2 separate regions of the Homo sapiens genome follow, and region 2 is linked to region 1. Evidence: chromatin loops called from intact Hi-C (ENCODE). Cell type or tissue: dorsolateral prefrontal cortex. All regions are shown on one strand. Region 1 overlaps GABRQ (gamma-aminobutyric acid type A receptor subunit theta). Region 2 has its middle 14 kb from the start of CETN2.

Region 1 (5,000 bases):
TTTCATGTATGTGAGCACGCCCATGCATAAGTGAAAGTGTGGTTATGTTTATGTGTGTATGTGTGAGCATGTGTTTGTGTGTGAGGATGTTAATATGTGTCGTTTTTGAGTGAATTTGTGAGTGTGTTTGTGTATGTGGGCCTATTTGTGTGTGGGTGAATGTGAGTATATTCATATGTGTATGTAGATGTGGGAGCGTGTTTGTGGGTATGTGTGTTAATGTGTGAGTGAATTTGAGCGTGGTCTCGTATATAACGTGTGTAGTAAATGTGTGAGCATGTTTGCACGTGTGAGCATGTTAAAGTGTGTGAATAAATTCGTGAAGGTGTTTGGATGTGTGAGCATGTTTGTGTGAGTGAATGTGCATGTGTGTTAAAGTGAATAAATTTGCATGTGTGTGTGAGCATGTTTGAGTTTGAGTGAACGCGTGCATATGTGCATGTGTGGATGTGGACTTGTGAGTGTGTTTGGTGTATGTGAGCATGCTAATGTGTGAGACTAAGTGAATGTGTGATCATGCTCAGTGGGTGTGTCTATGTGTGAGAATGAAATTGTGAGCATGTTCATGTGAGGGGGTGAGTGCACAGGAGAGGGTAATTGTGTGTGTTAATGTGTGAGTGTGACAGTGTGTGAATGTTTGTGTTAGTGCACTTCTGCCTCCTAGCTTTTGTTCACACCCAGGTGTTAGCACTGTCCACTTGCAGTACTCAAATGTGTTCATGGATGTGAAAATATGTAGTACACTACACTGTAAGGCACTGTGGGCAAATCCGTTTTTATCGTTCGCTCCTCATCTCAAAGCTTTCTACAGCCAGTCCCACAGCAAAGCCCTTAGTCTCCATGTATTACATCACACTGCTGCTAGGGAAACATGCATGACGCCTGCAATTCAGCCTGCTGGTTTTACTGCAGGCTGATTGCCCAGAAGCTGAGCTGCAAAGAGAGAAATGTGTTATTCCAAGCCCAAAGCTTCACAAAGGAAAGCTCTATTGGGAATAAGCATCTGAATGGCAGCCGTGAAGTAAATGAGCCTCTGTGTTGGGGTACAGCCCAGACTCCAGCATCCAGGCCTGTTGTGAAGAAGCCCCAGAAAAGTGTTACGTGGTGACAGGAGTTCCAAGAAACACAGTTCTTGATGGCCGCCTTTCGGGCTCCCCACATGCCTTTAGAGAAGGGAAGCTGTGTTAGGCAGGCAACAAGCTCCAGAGGGGCCAGCCAGCTACACCTCAGTGTTAGACTTCTCTAGACCATTCCGCATGATTCAGGCAACTCCTTTCCTTATGGTGGAATGCTGGCGACCCCGAAGGGCTAGGCCAGAAACCTGTCCAAGGACTCCTAGTTGAAGGGAAAGTGGGAGCTGAAATGCAGTTCACATTCCCCTCACCAAGCCATGAGTCCTGGCACAGGGATGCAGCTCAGAGGAAGGGGACATTCTTCTAATTTATCCCCTTTGTGCTAGTAGTTGTCAGGATGAGAATTTAGATGAGGAATCCCATATCCCTAAACAGATAATGGGGGTGGGGAGGGGATGAGAAACGTCCTGATAAGGAGTCCAAATACCATGTCTAGGATGGTGGCCCCAGCCCATCACTGTCCCACCCTGCCCCCTCAGGAAGGCAGGCAAAGTGGTAGGGGTAATCACCTCCCTTTCTCCTGGAACCTTTCCTGCCTCAACTGTACTTCCTATCTAGCAGATGAATGAAGGAATGAAAATATCTCCTTCATTCCTTCACAATATCGGGTGCCTAAATCATGCCAGGTGCTAAGCTAGGTGAGGCCCTCAAGGGCGGCCTTTTGCCACAATGCAGAGTCCCAGTTCTCTTGCCTAGAAGGAATTGGCTTTGTTAATTTTCTCTGGATCCTCCTCCTCCTTTTCATCCTCCTCCTCTTCTCACTGTCCCCCGTATGCAAGGAAGGAATAAGGCTCCTGTTTGAACTGGGCCACAGTTAAGTGAGGCCTCTGCATGTGGAGGATGTGTGGGGAAGTGAGGGGAAGTATGCCCTGAAACTCTACTCCACCTCTCACACAGAGGGGAATTTGACGCTGTGTCTAGTGGGGGAGTCCTGGAGTCCCCAGGCGCTGACTGCCTTGGCCCAGCTATCCCATCAACTGGTCTCTCTTCCCACACGCACCATGCAACAGCCTCAGACCTAGAGCCTGTGGTGCCCCCTTCTGTTTAAATGCTAGAAGGTCCTGAGTTGTCCTTGCCCTCCTACCTTCATCGGTTTGGCTAAATCAAGCCAGGGATCCAGCTTTTCTCACACGCTGCAGGTGTGCACGTCCACAAAGCTTAGGGTAACCCTCCCCAGAGATTGATTCTTGCCCCTGCTCCCTCCCCCGGTCCTGGATGCCTGCAGAGATGTCAACCTGGCCCTGAAACAGTGGGGAGAAGGTGATTGGTGTACTCAAATGGTTGTTGGTCAGTCTCTGCTGAGAAACGTGAGAAAGGCAAGACAAAAAAACGAAGTAGCTACTCCCACGTCACCCATTGGTGCTTGGTGCAACTGATCCAAAAGATTCCAAAGTCGCTGCCATACAAGGACGTGCTGCCTGTACTCTAACACCTGGATTCCCATATGGCCAGACCTTTATCCCTTGGGGATCCACCCAGAAGACACGCTGCTGTTTTGCAATGAAAGAGCCTGCCTTCTGGCCTGTCTACCCTGGCTTCCCAGTATGCTCTCAGCTTTAATCCCTTGGGCTGTGCCTTCTGCTCTCACACTTCGGAGGGAGCAAGGGAGCTAAGGGGAAGCACCAGTTCAGGGTCCCACCTCCAAAGCTTAGGGCCCAGGACTACCACCTTGCTTTTCAAGGTGGCGCTCCCCAGGCCAAACTGGTCTACCGCAAGGGCCGAATCCTCTCAGCTGTGTTTTCTTGGGGTGGAGCCAGAGTGTATTTGGAAGACCTCTATTCATATGCATAAATGCAGATCATTAGCTTTCATTAACCCTTTGGAGTGGGAGCTTCCTTTGAGCTGGAATGTAACTAACCTCTTTTTTAATGGACTGTTTCTTTTGTTTGCCCTTGATCTAGGTTTCCTAGGTGTCCCCTGGGCTAGAGAATGCTGCGTTTGCTACGCCGGGTCAGGGTAGGTTGCCTGTCACTTAAAGCTGTGTGGTCCAGGCTAGTCGCCCTTTTTAAATGGGAGGCTAATTACAAAAATGGGGGAGGAACTGATGTATGATTTTCCTGGGGGTTTGTGTGTCAGCTTCTTTGTCGTTTCTAATCTCAGCAGCAGAGATCTGAGGACTAGGCTGAGGAGTTTGGATTTTATTTGGCAGTTAGATAAAACCATTAAAAGTTCCTGAGGTGATCCGGCTGGGTTTAGAAAGACCACACTGACTGCGGTGTCTTATATAAACTGAGAATGAGGGAGCTGAGGTGGAAGTGCCCAGGGCCTCGGTGGGTTAAGTACACTAGACAGAAAAGACCGTGCTCTCAGTTTGGAACTAGCTGAATGGGACAAGTGCCCAGGGTGTGAAGAATGTGCTCAAGTAGAAGAATATGTGTCCTCCCAGGAGCTGGAGCAGAAAACTCTAGCCTGAGGAACACAGCGCGCCGCATCCTGTACACCCATTTCTGTGCTTAGCTCTTTGCCAGCCACACCTTTGTAAGGGGAGTGTGGAGGAGGGAGAAGGCTCTCGTGCATCTGAAGGCAGAGAAGTGAGAGATATTACAGGGTGCAGAAGGCCTGGGGGTGCTTCCTTGCTGGTCTCTGCAGAGTCAGGAAGGTGGGATCTGGAGAGGCACAGGTGTAGAGCCCGCAGGATACCACTGGTCAGCTTACAGGGCAGGGCTGGCTTGCTGTGTCTCAGCTCTAGGACACCTAACCCAAGTTCTCTAGTGTCTGGATATGCCTTACCTCCAAAATTCGGTCTCAGGCGGACATCGTATCTTGACAGCACCCTGTCCAAAATCTTTTGAACCACAGCTTCATTTGCACAATTTTTGCTGAAACAGAGAAGTCATAAGTAAATGCCGGTTGACTTGGGGCCCGCTTGCCAGTGGTTGCCTTGCTAGGGCCTTCTCTTCTCCAGCACATACGCAGACATGTCCAGTCATACGTGTACACACTCTCTCTCCCTGCTCCCCTCCCTCCCCATGGTGAGTCAGCCAGAAGCGCAGCGGTGACGCAGACTCCTCTTTCCTCCCCCCCCCACCTTCCCAGCTTTAATCCAGAGGGTGGGGCTCAGAGACTGGATCCCTGTTACCAGGCAGGACTTGTAGGGGTTGACGAGAGGAGGCGGTAGGAGAAGGGGAGACGAAGAAGAGTGGGCAGATGAAAGCCCTCAGAAAAATGCATTACTTCAGCCCCTTCAAGAGCCCCATCTTGCAATCAGCCTCGACGCTGTTTTCTAGGTTGGTGGGGGTCCTCCTGCCAGGGGCACCTGATTGCCCCAGGAAAAGTCATCTTTTGCTCTCAGTGCCCTAGTAAGATGAGCTCAAAGTTTCATTTCCCCTTACCTGGGCTAGGGCTGGGCATTTTTTAGTCACTTTTATGTCAACCTTGTTTCTGCACAACTCTGTTTTCCAGACTTGGCATATGGCATAAGACACACAGAGAGAGCCTTGCTGGTGTAGCTGAGATTTACGACCCTCATCCAACCAAACCATTTCAGATTCTTGGGGCTCAGAGCTCTCATCGGAAAGACATCTATTCTGGGAGCAGGTATATCTCTTGCTGAGCATGTGCTTCCACCCTGGAGGTGTCTTGGGTGAGCATAGGTAAGTGGACTCAGCCCAGCTCTGTGGAGAGCTGGCTTTTCCAGAGATCTCTGACACGCTCACCCAATTCACCTAGACCTTCAACAGGGCTCCTTCCCCAACAGGGCTTGCGAATCAGAACAGGCCCCGGCATCACTGTGACTCTTCAAATCTTTGACGCATTGCCCAGGGAACGTCAGCCCCTGCAAATGTGTGTGTTTGTGTGTGTGTGTGTGTGTGTGTGTGCGCACGCGCATGTGTGCATGTTCAGTGGCGCAGTATGGTATGTTGGGTT
Region 2 (5,000 bases), 180 kb before region 1:
GAGGCATCGTGGGGTAGCAGTAAAATGTCTCTAAAGCTGAATTTCTGGGGTTCCACCACTGGCTCTGCTCCTACTAGTGACTAGTGCAAAATGAGTGACCTGTAGCAAGTTACCCAAAGCCCCAGTACCTCGTTTGTTTCATCTGTCAAGAGTGAGGGTGGTATTAATATAATCTACTTCAAGGGCAGTTGTGAGGATTAAATAAGCTACATGACAGTCAATCAATACATATTTGTTGAATGAATACACTAAGAATTTGGCTGCAATCTTCAACTCTAGGGTTAAGGAGTTACATCATTAATCCAAGTGCTGCAATTGAGGAATATACCCTTAGAACAGGAGTTTCTAACCTGGGGCACTTGGATTTCAGGTGTCCATGAATCGCCTGGAGGAGAATTCCTGAAATTTCCTTAAATTCCCTGAAATAATGCACATGTGGCAATTTTCATCAGATTTGTTCAAAGAGTTCACGAGCCAAGATTCACACCCACTGCTCTAGATTTGGACATCATTCTGGGGGGCATGGAGAAAAATATGCAAACCCATAGCATTGTGCCATAGCTCTGTGTGTGTGTGTGTGTGTGTGTGTGTGTGTGTGTGTGTGTGTGTGTTTGGGGGTGGGGGCTGGTTTAGAGATCCTCTGTCCATACAGACATTGGCTGAGTTCAGCCTGCTTCCTGGCCCTTCGGGATTTTTTTCAGTGAGGCAGCTCTAGCATTATTTTTATGCCATGCCTGAGGGCATGAGGCTGCTGCTTCCTTGCTGCTCTGGGGCCTGGGGATCTCTATGACGCTTTCTCTGTCACTATCTAGACATCCCCTGCAATCAATCGCTCCTTGGAGCCTCTGGGATCTAGCAACTTCACCAGCTGTCTGGATTTCCCGCTCTCTCTCCTCCCTCTCCTCCAACTTTTCTTTAGCTTGAAGATCAATCTTCTGGAAGGAAAAATGCCAACAAAAGAGGATTTATTTTCTTCCAAGAAATTGCTCTCACACTTCCTTACACTGACTAAAAGGCATTTTACTTATCTGTCTTCAGCATTTTCTTAAAGCCTCAATTCATTTTCAGCTTTAGCTTTCCCCAGATTAATTATTCGTTAGGATCCACACCATTTCGTATGTGCTTTTTATCCATCACTAGATCTGTCCCCTCCTTCTATCTTTTGCATTTATTCATTTATTCATTTATCCACTCACTCAGCAAATACTTAGCACCTATTCCGATCCAGGCCTTGCAGAGAAAAAAAATAAAGTCCCTGGCCTCGTGGAATTTACATTTTAGTGAAGAAGACAGGAAACAAGCTCAAACAAATAAAGGGGGGTAAGGAGGCGGAAATGGATGGAGGGGGTGCTATTTTGGGGAGGGTGGTCAGGGAAGGCCTTGCCATGAAGCCCTGTAAGGATCTGGGAAAGAGTGCCCAGGCAGATGGAACAGCAAGTGCAAAGGCCCTGAAACAGCAACAGGCTTGGCACAAGTGAGGAACAGTGAAGAAGCATGTGTGGTGGCAGCAGGAGGCAGGCAGTGAGTCAGGCCTCACAAACCCCATAAGGTAAGGGTATGTTCTATGGGGGATGAGGAGTCATCACGGGGTTCTGAGCAGGAAAGAAACCCGAATAGCATTGCCACTGCACTCTCTTTCTCTCCAGTTTGGCCTACACGCTTTTGTTTTTTTCTTAATCTTTCTTGCTTAGAATTTTAACTGCCTATAATGCCCATCCGGACAATTGCTCAAGGCACCAGAGCTTCCTGCTATGGGTTCAGGCTCCCTAAAAGGCCCATATGGCTAGTGTGATGGTTAATTTTATGTGTCAACTGGACTGGGCCACGGAGTGCCCAGACATTTGGTCAGACGTCATTCCCGGTGTGTCTGTGAGGGTGTTTCTGGATGAGATTAGCATTTGAGTTAGGAGACTGGGTAAAGATTGCCACCCATTATGTGGGTGGGCCTCATCCAGGTAGTTAAAGGCCTGAATAGAAAAAAAAGGCCAACTCTCCCCCAAGTAAGAGAGAATCCCTCCTGCTTGAAGGCCTTCAAACTGGGACATTGGCTTTTTCCTGCCTTTGGACTCAAACTGCAGCATCGGCTTCTCTTGAGTCTTGAGCCTGCTGGGCTTTGGACTGGAACTATGTCATCAGCTCTCCTGGGTCTCAGGCCTTCGAACTCTGACTGGAACTACATTATCAGCTCTCCTGGATCTCCAGCTTGCCAACTCACCCTGCAGATCTGGAAACTTGCCAGCCTCCATAACAGTGTTAGTCAGTTCCTTATAACCAACTTGTATATATTTATATATAATATAGACATAGATTTATATTTATAATCTAAATATATATGTTTAAATATGTATATTTATATGTATTATGTTACTCCTTACAAATGTATCTATCTTTCCTATTGGCTGCTGCTCTGGAGAACCCTGATTAACACAGGCAGCAGAGGGCGATCTCTCACCAAACACTGGCTGTTTCCCACGTTCGTCCTGTTGGATAGTTGTTTTCTCTGAAGGGGTGAAAAATCTTCCTCATTCCTTTTTTTTCCAGACAAAAGAAGGTAATTTCAGAGAAAGAGAGAAGCATAAAGAGTTGTTGGCATATGTGATAGGAGAAGTTCAGCTCAGATCAGGCCTGAGACGACCTAGGCAATGCATTCTACATGAGGCAGACACCAAAGTTCTTCTGCTAGTGACTTCAGCCAACACAGCATACTCTTCCTGGAAATCAAAGACCACGTTATAACCAGCAGTACAAGCTAAAGGGCAAAATTTTCGAAGTGGAACTTCTCTAACAGAAAAAAACAACAACAACAGTGGAACAGTTGGAAAGAAGGAAGAAAACTGACAGTGACAGAATGGCTATGTTTCCATTACGCATAATCTTGCATTCACGCACACATAAGAATACAAATGCAAAACAACACAAAACAAAAAGCAGAATGATACAATGGACTTTGGGGACTTGGGGGGATGAGTGGGAGGGGGGTCAAGGGATAAAAGACAACAAATATGGTGCAGCGTATACTGCTTGGGTGATGGGTCCACCAGGTTCTCACAAATCTCCACTAAAGAACTTACTCATGTAACCAAATACCACCTGCACCCCAATAACTTATGGAAAAATAAAATTTAAAAAAAAAGAAATCTGTGTTTGCCCACGTATAATGAAGATATTTTCCTGTGTTTTCTTCTGTAAGTTTTATAGTTTTGTTTTCCATGTTTCGTGTCTATTTCATCTTAATTTTTTGGTGGGTGGCAAAATTTTCCTTCTGAACCCATATGGAGACTCATTTGTTCCAGCATCACTTATTGAATAGTTTACCTTTTCCCAACTGATTTATAAATATATAAAAATTCTGCCATAAAAAAAAATCCATATATGAAAAAAAAAGAACACAAATGCAGAGAACAAGATCAGGAAAGATGCATACCAAATTTTTAACAGTGATTTTCTCTGGAGAGGGGAAGGAGGTTGGACGTGGCTACAGTGAAGTGGATTTTTAAATTCTATTCTGGGTTTGAATTTGTCAGAACAAAATTGTATTCATATATAACATTTATACTTAAAACTGTTCTTAGATACAGCTTCACACATGCTAGGACACGCTAGGACGGCTATAATAAAAAAATAAGGAAAATAACAAGTGTTGGCAAGTATGTGGAATAACTGGAACCTGGATTTATTGCTGATGGGAATGTAAAATGGTGCAGCCACCTTGGGAAACAGTGTGGCAGTTCCTCAGACGGTTAAGCATAGAATTATGATATGACCTAGCAATCACACTTCAAGATATAGATGCAAAAGAATTGAAAACAGGGACTTGAAAAGATATTTATACACCAATGTTCATAGCAACATTATTCATTATAGCCAAAAGTAGAAACCCAAGTGCATCCCAACAGATGAGTGGATAAACAAGATATGGTCTAGCCATACAATGGAATATTATTGAGCCACGAAAAGGGATGAAACTCTCATACATGCTATAACGTGGATGTACTATTAAAAACTACGCTTCCTGATAAAAACCAGACACAGAGGACAAATATTATATGATTCCACTTATATGAGGTACCTAGAATAGGCCAATTTTAGAGACAGAAAGTAGAATAGAGGTCACTGGAGGCTCAGGTGAAGGGGAAAGAGGAGTTACTGTTGAATGGGCATGGAGTTTTTGTTGATAGTGACAATTTTGGGGTATAGATAGTGGTAAAAGTTACACAACATTGTAAATATATTTAATGCCACTGAATTAGCAACAAATTGTTACATTGAAAAAGATTGTGTTATATATATTTTACTACAATAAAAAACTGACAAAATACTTAAGAGAAAGGGGTGTTATACTATTATATCCAGTTGCACCCTTTCATAGAGGAGAGAACAGTGGATTCCAGGATCTAGAGAGGGGAAGCCTCAGTTTTATGGGTAGCGGGCTTGCATGAAGCAGCAAATGCTACAGAAGTTTCTCGCAGCTGGAATATAATGAGACATGAGAATCAGCTGTCATCAGGCTCACAGTAAACTTTGTGAGTGAATGGACTGGTTTTATCTTTGCTCATCATTGCAACCTTAGTTTCTAGCACGGTATCTGGTGCCTGTAGGCACTCGATAAACATTTATTGAATGAATGAATGTATGCATGAATATCTGTGACTTCCTAGTAATCTATTAAAAAAAAACTATCTGTCCCATCAGTTTGGGCTGCATTGTCAATCATTTGATGCATAATTAGAAGAACAGGCCCATAATGCAAATATTTGGTTGTCATTAGCATAGAGATAGTGTATTAGTTGGGCCAGGTTAATTGCTTCATCAAACAATTTCTGTATTTCAGTGAGCTGACTCAATAAAGGATTATTTTTCACTCATGTTCAAAGTCAGTGGGGGTGGGTTGGGGTGGAGGCCGGGCTCTGTTTTATTCAGGGTATTAGACATCCAGCTTCCTCTTGTCCAGTAGTTCCAGGGGCCCCTAGGCACTCAGAGATCTCCACTGGCATTTTTTT

Evidence for each region. Peaks named below come from ENCODE experiments on the same cell type or tissue, not always from the same donor. Only the 100,000 strongest peaks of a DNase experiment are listed, where the experiment ranks them.
Region 2: it touches region 1 in a loop (13-fold over the local background); 38 of 110 quality-filtered maps call a loop at or near these places.

The regions. Positions count from the first base shown.
Region 1 is chrX:152,639,330-152,644,329 of GRCh38, reverse strand. It overlaps GABRQ (gamma-aminobutyric acid type A receptor subunit theta), which reads right to left. Exons shown (of 9, transcript NM_018558.4): 2 at 3,864-3,952. It overlaps MAGEA3-DT (MAGEA3 divergent transcript), which reads left to right. Exons shown (of 5, transcript XR_938525.3): 3 at 4,536-4,726. Among named protein-coding and RNA genes, the nearest start is that of GABRQ, 3.9 kb to the right of the region's middle. In dorsolateral prefrontal cortex, a CTCF peak has its summit at 2,177 (motif pointing left); DNase peaks (open chromatin) are centred at 985 and 2,139; H3K27ac peaks cover 1,577 bases; H3K27me3 peaks cover 3,791 bases.
Region 2 is chrX:152,814,731-152,819,730 of GRCh38, reverse strand. No RefSeq gene overlaps it. Among named protein-coding and RNA genes, the nearest start is that of CETN2, 14 kb to the left of the region's middle. RefSeq lists an enhancer at 1-537. In dorsolateral prefrontal cortex, a CTCF peak has its summit at 2,439 (motif pointing right); a DNase peak (open chromatin) is centred at 2,440; H3K27me3 peaks cover 2,972 bases.